2 separate regions of the Homo sapiens genome follow, and region 1 is linked to region 2. Evidence: chromatin contacts called from ENCODE Hi-C or POLR2A ChIA-PET data. All regions are on one chromosome and are shown on one strand. Each heading gives the region's core, a stretch centred on a gene start or an enhancer-like site at or near the end of the contact. The rest is flanking DNA. Distances are from core to core; before and after follow the strand shown. Region 1 overlaps LOC124901056 (a long non-coding RNA gene). Region 2 overlaps LOC101927421 (a long non-coding RNA gene).

Evidence for each region. A loop is a pair of places that touch in the nucleus more often than their neighbours do. ChIA-PET counts read pairs that join two places held with the same protein, here RNA polymerase II (POLR2A). Pooled maps may share reads with other maps.
Region 1: a pooled map shows a loop between it and region 2 (2.6-fold over the local background). The contact joins two enhancer-like sites. A Hi-C loop is called at or near these places in 1 of 168 maps with a recorded cell type or tissue (endothelial cell of umbilical vein) and 1 of 50 pooled maps. POLR2A ChIA-PET finds 5 or more read pairs at or near these places in 3 of 52 experiments (H1, WTC11 and activated CD4-positive, alpha-beta T cell).

The regions. Positions count from the first base shown.
Region 1 is chr5:125,482,024-125,486,486 of GRCh38, reverse strand. The region is part of intron 8 of LOC124901056 (a long non-coding RNA gene); the gene reads left to right. Among named protein-coding and RNA genes, the nearest start is that of LINC02240, 9.0 kb to the left of the region's middle. Within about 2 kb of position 1,771, at least 26 of the 41 ENCODE cell types and tissues checked have a DNase peak (open chromatin) inside an H3K27ac peak, as active enhancers do; they include endothelial cell of umbilical vein, where a contact is called at or near this core.
Region 2 is chr5:125,275,092-125,279,077 of GRCh38, reverse strand. All of the region lies in intron 4 of LOC101927421 (a long non-coding RNA gene), which reads right to left. Among named protein-coding and RNA genes, the nearest start is that of LINC02240, 220 kb to the left of the region's middle. Within about 2 kb of position 1,382, at least 2 of the 41 ENCODE cell types and tissues checked have a DNase peak (open chromatin) inside an H3K27ac peak, as active enhancers do; they include endothelial cell of umbilical vein, where a contact is called at or near this core.

The sequences.
Region 1 (4,463 bases), core at 522-3,021, 210 kb before region 2:
ATAATTAGATCCTCCAGAATAATCATTATAATTCATATACTACATATAAGTCACTCACTCTTTTATGACATAAAACATAATGGTCCTTTCTATATCTATGTAAATAAACCTCCCCCACCCTGTATCTTTAAGAATCAGTGTGACATAGCTCCAAAATTAGATACTCCATTAAATTGATGAGTAAATAAATTATAAAGATCAGCAATCCTTTCTAATTTATATGCTACTTAAAGGTGTTATAATGCAAAACTTGCTTGTAACATTTCCAGGCATTCCACTCATCTAAATTAAATACAATGCACATATTTGATGGATAGATTTGCTATTTATATTTATATATCAATGACTGCTTCCTTTACAAATGGCTAAACCACCCTCAAGTAAAGCAAACACAGAAAATGCATGATTATTCCACATTTTCAGCGAACCTATGGATGCATTTGATTTTATACACATTGGCAGAGTGCAGCCCTTATGTCTTGGAATAGGAAATTCACAAGCCGCCAAAGAGGAAGAGACAGCTCTCATTTTTTGTCTTTAAATACACTCTGTGTCTTTTCTTTGCGATTCATCCAGGCTTTTGCTTCTTATTTGTATTTTGTTTGTTCCTCTGTGAGTTGGAGGTTTTGTTTTTGTTTTCAATACTAAAGGGATGTCCATAAAAGGTCATATTACCATTGAAAATACTTAAGCTCTGTTTTTCCCCTTTCAGAACAATATATCACTTCATTTGCCTAAATTCACTCAGCTTTTGTGGGTTTTCACATGTGTTACTTGAGAATGTTGGCAGATCTGGAATTTTATGAGGAGAACTGCCCTAGAGGTTGCTTTTTTTCAAATCTTATGGAGAAGTTTCTCTCCACAGCTCTCCAGGCTCAGGTCACAAGCTTTCTTTGCAGCATGTCAGGAGGCAATTAGAGCATTTGTTCAGGCTGGAATGCCCTCTTCTCTCAGAGGCTGCTCTTACTGAATTTGTTGGGCTTTTAATGTAATGTTGAAATCTGTTCCTGCTTGACTCCTACAGCTGGTTTTGATCAGGCTCCTCTAAAGAGGAAGTTTCAATTAGCACAGCTCCAAATGTGCTCGGGAGGTATATTTTATGACTACTCAACTAACAGCACTCTTTGTTCCTAGTGGTGTGTGACTCCTTAACAAACACAGCCATTCGTGTGAGTCACGGAGTGACTTTATAGCAAGGCTAGGCTTTGCCAAAACCAGAAGAATGAGACAGCCAAATTGAATTAGTGGTTGAAACACATTAATTTATGCTAGATAAATGTTATTGTGGTCCCGTGGGCAAGTACTCAGGTCATAGGCTTTATGAACTATTTGCAGCAAGAGGGCTTGGTGGCAGTAAATCAGCTCTAGAGCAGGACTTTGCAGAGGACTTACAGCCACTTACTCTCCTGTTTCCTTAAATTGCCTCTGCCATTTTCCCCTCCTTCCACTGAGATAGCTCACCATTTCGTACACAGTTTGTGATATTTAACATATAAGCAGTTGGATTAATGATTTGTGTAGGCTTCGCTTGACTCTGGTTGAGATGTGGCCATCTATTATGCCTGTGGCCCTCGCCACAGGCAGCTGTGTGTTTATCATTCCAGACTACAGATCTCAGTGGGTACAGAGCTCTGGCTCAGCACCAGCTTTCGGAGTCCGTGCAGCTGTGCCGTAAATGGAAACCTTGATGCCTCAAACACAGCACACACAACCAAGTCCTGACAAGGCTGTTTCTCTTCTGGGAAGGAATTAGATCCACTTAAGGCTGGATTATTTCTAGAGTAAGAAAAGTAGAAATAAGTGTTTTCTGGCTGCAAATTGTGGCAAGTGAGAGATGATGCCAAGAAAGAATTATGCATAAATGATAGTGTTTAAACTTGTTTTTATGTGTTTAAATGTGTATCTGCCAAAAATCTGACAAGGCCTTCCTGTTGGCATTTTTTCAGAGAGAGACCACTCACACACCAAGCATTTTCTTAATAAAGAAATAATTGTAAATCACTAGCGTCTAGGCAGGTGATAACCAGTTGACCTTAAACATGATCTCTTGCAAAACCCGGGGAAAACAACGGGCTGGGTAAAGAGTGATGAATCACTGCCTCCCTCCCTCCAAACCACCAAAAATGCCAGAGCATCAGTCAAGTCCCTGGAAATTTAGTGCCATGAATAAGGGGCTAAGCTTCAGACTTACTTCTAGGTTTAAACACTCATGGAACCCTTCTTGGCTTGGCAATCTTGAGCAAATGGCTACTCTCTGTCTGTGTCCTCACATATGAAATGGAGATAGTGGTAATATCTACTTTTGCAGGGCTCTTTTTAAGATTAAAGAAGTTCATGAACGTAAGCCATTAACAAAGGGAATGAGGAACAAGGTTAGCCCTCAACAAACAATAGCTTGCGTTAATTATTGGTATTGCTGTTGTTACTGCTGTGGATCCAAAAGAAGGCCTTCTTTACCTTTTATTTTAATTCCCCAGTGGCTAGTGGAAGGAGCTGCTGGTGCAGTAGAGGTTACCTTTTCCTGGTATAATCTCTCCTTGTAGATGGAAGAATACCCAAGAGCCACTCACCATATTCTGTTCAGCCCGTTGACCTTGACCTGCCTAACCCTTTAGGCTTACACTGCTCTGATGTTTGCTTTTTATGTTTGAAGACAGCTGCTATGACATTTATCATAAATATTTAGCATACAGCAGAAAGGCTTGACACATGTCAGGTTCTCATCACATTTCTCCTGAATTCAATTTTGTGTTAATGAATGCCTATGTATGTGCTTAAAGCTCTATGTTTAGACTTTGGGATAAAACTTCCCCCAAATTCAGCACAATTTCCTAAGATTAGATAAATGATATCTTTTCCAGATTTAGAAAAAAAATGCTGTGTACCCTTTAATCCTGGAAAAACAAAAAGGAAAATAAATACAATCTAGCCTCGGGCCCTTTAAGTTTTCTGAATTAGTTGAATCCTACGTATGTTGCTCCAGCTCAGTTCTCAACTAAAACCCATTAAACTGTTCGGATTTAATGTATCTGTTGCTATGCATTCATTACCTGGTTACTTGGTTGATTTAAATTTTTAAAAAACACACAAATTTAGTCAAAACTTTTTAATCCATCTATGTGTATAAGCACATTAAAATATGTTTTTGTTCTGCTTCCCATTTTAAATTAGAGTTCCTTAAGAGCAGGTCCTGTGTCTTCTCAAACTCCAAAAAGTGTCTATAGCACCTTTTACAACATGTACCTACTGAATGTTAAATACAAAATGATATATGTGGCTTAATTTCCCATGGTCAATTTTACCTTCTAAGTCTCAAGCAGAATTTCTTATCCCATGGATTTTTTACTGAGTTACTAAGAAAAAATAAGTATAAAGAATGTCTCGTCTTCAATATTAAAAGCTCCACGAGAGCAAGGACTCTGTCTCCTTAGTTCTTCCTCCCTAGTTCATCCGAGTGCCTAAAATAGTCCTCTGGCACACATGCCCTGAAATATTTGTTGAAATAATTATTTTATTTTATTTATTTTTATTTATTTATTTATTTAGTTTGAGACGGAGTCTCCCGCCTGTCACCCAGGCTGGAGTGCAGTGGCATGATCTTGGCTCACTGCAACCTCTGCTTCCCAGGTTCAAGCGATTCTCCTGCCTCAGCCTCCCAAGTAGCTGGGACTACAGGTGTGTGCCAGCACGCCCAGCTAATTTTTGTATTTTTAGTAGAGACGAGGTTTCACGATATTAGCCAGGCTGGTCTCAAACTCCTGACCTTGTGATCTGCCCACCTCAGCTTCCCAAAGTGCTAGGATTACTGGCGTGAGCCACCGCACCTGGCCGAAATAATGGTTGAGTTAACAAAAAGTGGCTGAACAATAAATTAACTCTTATTTCTTCTTTGTGTTTTTTACTTCCTTCAAGTCACGTTTTCTGCTTATTTTTTTTCTCTACTTATTAACCTTGTAGTTTTTATTACTGAAATTACCTTCTCAAGGATCAATTTTCATGGAAAAAAGTAGAACTGATAGTATTAAAACAGTTTTATAGTAAACAAATGGTGAAATTTGCTTAACAAGTTGTCTTATGCCAAGGCTACTGGTTTTTAAACCACCACCAATAAATGTGTTTTTCTCTGGCACTTTCTGAGTAGCTCAAAATGCTAAGACGAATCCCTGGTATATTAACAGACTGGAGTCAAGTGTGTGACATGATGAAGAGCATCTGTCTCGGGCCAGGAGTCATGGGGGTTCATAAGCTTTCCATGAAGATGGCTCATCAATAAAAGTTCTATGCTTAGGATTTTGTACATTTTGTTAATTAGGGCAAAGCAATAGGCCTTTGTGGCAATTACTCAGACAGTGATGTAAAAAGATAGCCTGACAAACAAACCTCCATAATCCACTTACATCTCACAGAAGCCAAAGGGTTGGAAAAGCCTATTAGCAAGCTCTCTGCCTGTCTGTTTGGAGATG
Region 2 (3,986 bases), core at 133-2,632:
ATTATTATTTGCCACACTTGCTCTATTTACCACTTTTTCCTCACCAAACACACATAATCAGCAGCTGATAGTGGAAGAGATGGGGGAAGGACACAAAGGGGAGTACAATGGAGAGATGACTGAGCATGAAGTCAGCAGTCTAAAGCCCACCCACAGCTCCAACCGTCTCCCAGTCTCTGATCTTGAAAATAGCATTGAACCCCTCTGCACTTCAGTCCGCTCAGCTTTTCATTGGGACAGAACAATATCTTTACTTCTTGACAACATAATGAAGAGTAACAAATGAGAAATAAGGAAGTAATATAGAAAGTGTACAGCATTCTACAGATATAAGATATTACTATCTATATATAGGGTACATATAACAGCCCCGTCTGTGCAGAAATAATGCACACATCCATCTATATGCCAAGGGAATGAAGGGAGCATGTGCTGTTTCCCAAACTGATAAACCCCATGTCTGTTCAGTACATAGGTTCTGTACATTTCCTTTATAGTTCTTCATACCTGTAATAGTTAATGTTCACTTTCTCTGTTAGGTCTGAGATTGTATTATTCACTACCATATTCCCTGCACCTAGTAAACTGCCTGGGAATATGCTAGAGGGGAGGAACCGACATAGTTCTCAGTAAATCTAGTCTGACTAAAGAATGAAGGTTTTAAACCTGAATTATATGGGTTTAAACGGGTCAGCATTTTACTAGCTCTGGAGACATAATATTTTAATTGTACACAAAGCAATATTTGATTGAAGAGATTAATTTCCAGTGGCTTTTCTTACATGGTAGTTTTGGCCAGCTTTGATCCTTTTTGAACATGCATAGGAGTACTCTCAGCCACATTCCATTTCTTCAATGCACAGTTGTTAGATATCTACAATATAGGTTTATGGCATTTAACTATGTTCTGTGCAGAGAAACAAGAAGTATTTAATTGAAGCCTCCTATCCGTATAAAGTTATCTGGCCATTCAAATTAACGAGTGTTCAAGAGTGCAATGAGGAGTTCAGGCCAAAACAGTACAGTAGTTTAAAGGAAGGAAAGACATGGGCTAGTTGGGGAATGATTTCATGGTGCATTAAAATAATAGCCAATGTTTATTGACTTCTTGCCAAGTGCCAGGCATTGGCCTAACTCTTTTATACATATTAACTCATTTAATGCTCACAACAACACTTGACTTAGGTACCATTATATTCTCATTTTAAATTCAAGGAAATCATGGCTGACTGTGGCTTAGTAACTTGCAAATTTCCATAGCAATAGAGCTAAATCTGAACCTACGCAGTCTCACTCCAGCACCTACACTCTAAATCACTATAATATGCCTCCTCCAATAAACCTTCAGGGCTGAGTCAGATGTGATTAGTCAGAGAAAAACAAATAAGAATGGGGGAAGAGTGAGTAAGAGCAAAGGCATGGAGGTAGGATAAGAATAGCCCAGTCAGAATGTAGGTGTATTAGGCCATTCTTGCACTGCTATAAAGAAATACCAAAGACTGGGTAATTTATAAAGAAAGGAGGTCTAATTGGCTCTTGGTTCTGCAGTTTGTATAGGAAGCATGGTGCTGGCATCTGCTCAGCTGCTGGGGAGGCCTCAGGAAACTACAATAAGGGTAGAAGATGAAGGGGAAACAGGCACATCACATGGCTAGCACAGGAGCAACGGGGTCGGAGCTATACACGTTTCAACAACCAGATCTCATGAGCACTCACTCACTATTGGGATGACAGTACCAAGAGGATGGCGCTAAACCATTCATGAGAAATCTGCCCCCGTGATCCAACCACCTCCCACCAGACCCCCTCTCCAACATTGGGGATTACAATGGAACATGAGATTTGGGTGTGGATACACACCTAATCCATATCAGTAGGATTACAGCTGAGCAATAGCAGAAGTCTGATCTGGAAAGTTCAGATGAACTGATGCTATGAAGCCTTGAAAGATAAACTGAATAACTAGTAGAGACTGATTAATGAGAGTTCAGCCAAGTTTAAATATGTTAATACAGTGATGTGCAGAGGTATGCAATAGAATCTGTGCCTTCTGGCCTTTGAGGCAACTTTACTTTTCCAGAAAGAAGAGCATGCCCATCTCTGAACATTCTGCTTTGGCTGCCTCACAGCCATCCCTTGCCCTCTTCCTAACAGCCCTGATTTCCATGTGGGCATCCATCAGGCTCCATAGCTGGAGAGGGTGAATGAGGCTAAGCCAATCAGAGACTCTGGGCTCTCTGACAAAAGAGATAGTCAAATCTGCATTACCTTCAGACTTTTCCTTGAGGTGTTTAGACAAACAATGGGGTTGAGAGTAAGAATATAAGGCCAGAGGAGCTAGGCCAGGAATAAACCCGACTCACAGGGTAGAGCACAACAATGAGAAATGGAGCTCAGACTCTCATGATATCATTGATCTATGAATCCCACATGCCTGAAGCCCACCCAACTTCTGAACTTTTCAGAAAAGTGAACCACTATATTCTCTTTGTTATTTAAGCAGGTTTGAGTAGGTTATCTATTACTACAATAAAATAGTAAGTAATACACTGCTTCATGATAAGGATTTCACCTTGATTTTAGGACAACTAGAAGCTCTCTCTGAGCTGGGTGACACAGCTCATAATATTGTCTCCTTCTTTTCATGACCTGCTCTTCAGGACATCACCTGGACAAATCCCAGTGATTTTTTACAGTTCAGCCCTGAAGCCTCAAATCCCAAGTCAGTATCATCTTTCGCAGGACTGCTGACATCTCTGCAATCTGGAGCTTATAAAGACACTGGGGTGACCGAGGAATAGCTGTATATCATCCCCAGGGTTTTCACATCAAAGGACCCAGTGGAGGCCTCATCCTGTTCAAAATGACAAATTAAAATGAATCCCAGAGCTTTATTCTCTAAGAACATAAGACATGTTTTCTTTTTGAACATTTCATTGCACTGTCTTCAGAATCAAGCTCTCTAAAGAATGTTATTATACCTTGAGCTTCTTGACACATTTCCTAATAATTTGAAGCTTCTGACATTTATACAATAAAAGATTGCGCTCTGCAAAAGAAAAAAAAATCAATGAATCTTTTTGGCAATCGTCCTAAATCTGTAGAGATTAAGTTCACTTCCCAGACATTGCTATTTCATATCAAACACAGAGTCACGCAGTATAATTAAGATAGTTGTAGAACCATATATTTCATGCCCTAGCTGTCTGCTTTAAACTATCTTGGGAAGTTCAGAAATAATAGGGAAGCTACATCTTAACCAGAGTAATTACATTTGCTAAGCAGAATGGGATGAGCAAGAGCTATGTAAAAGAATAAAATAAATCCACCACAAAACCAAGAACTTCTACATTCATTCTGATATATAAACCTTGTTGATAAAAAAGAAAAAAAAATAAAGGGAATAAAAAGAAGAAAGGCTCACCTCCAGTTACAACTCCCAGGAGAATGACAGCTATTATTTCCTATTGAGTTGGTACTTACCACACAGAGCCTGAACAATTCATACAGAAAAATAAACCATAACATTCCTGTTTATTATTACTTTAGCTGAGAGGTGGTGACATTAAACAGTTCTGCACTGCTGCTATAAATCAGCAGGCTAGAGATGTTCTCAGCATGGGACTAGGACTCCTTGGAAACCACTCTCAACAAAGCAACCAGCTGTCAGAATTCTTCAAATTAAACTGTTATTACAGTAGTATTCATTAGTCAGTTACTGGCTATTAAGATATTTTTATATCAGCACCATTGACATTGGCTGTTGCTTTTTAATATGCAAGTTATATATAAACATGATTCAGTGGCTCATGTGAGGATGACAGCCTCTATTAGAGCTTGGTGTCCCCTGTCTAAAGGCTGCTACAAAGGGTTGCTGTCTTATCTGTGCACACTTAAATTTCTCTGGGAAGCTGGATGTTTGTTCTGGTGGTTGGAGTGGGGAGAGGGCTAGTAATAATATATTTCAACACTAGTGTTTGCTCAGA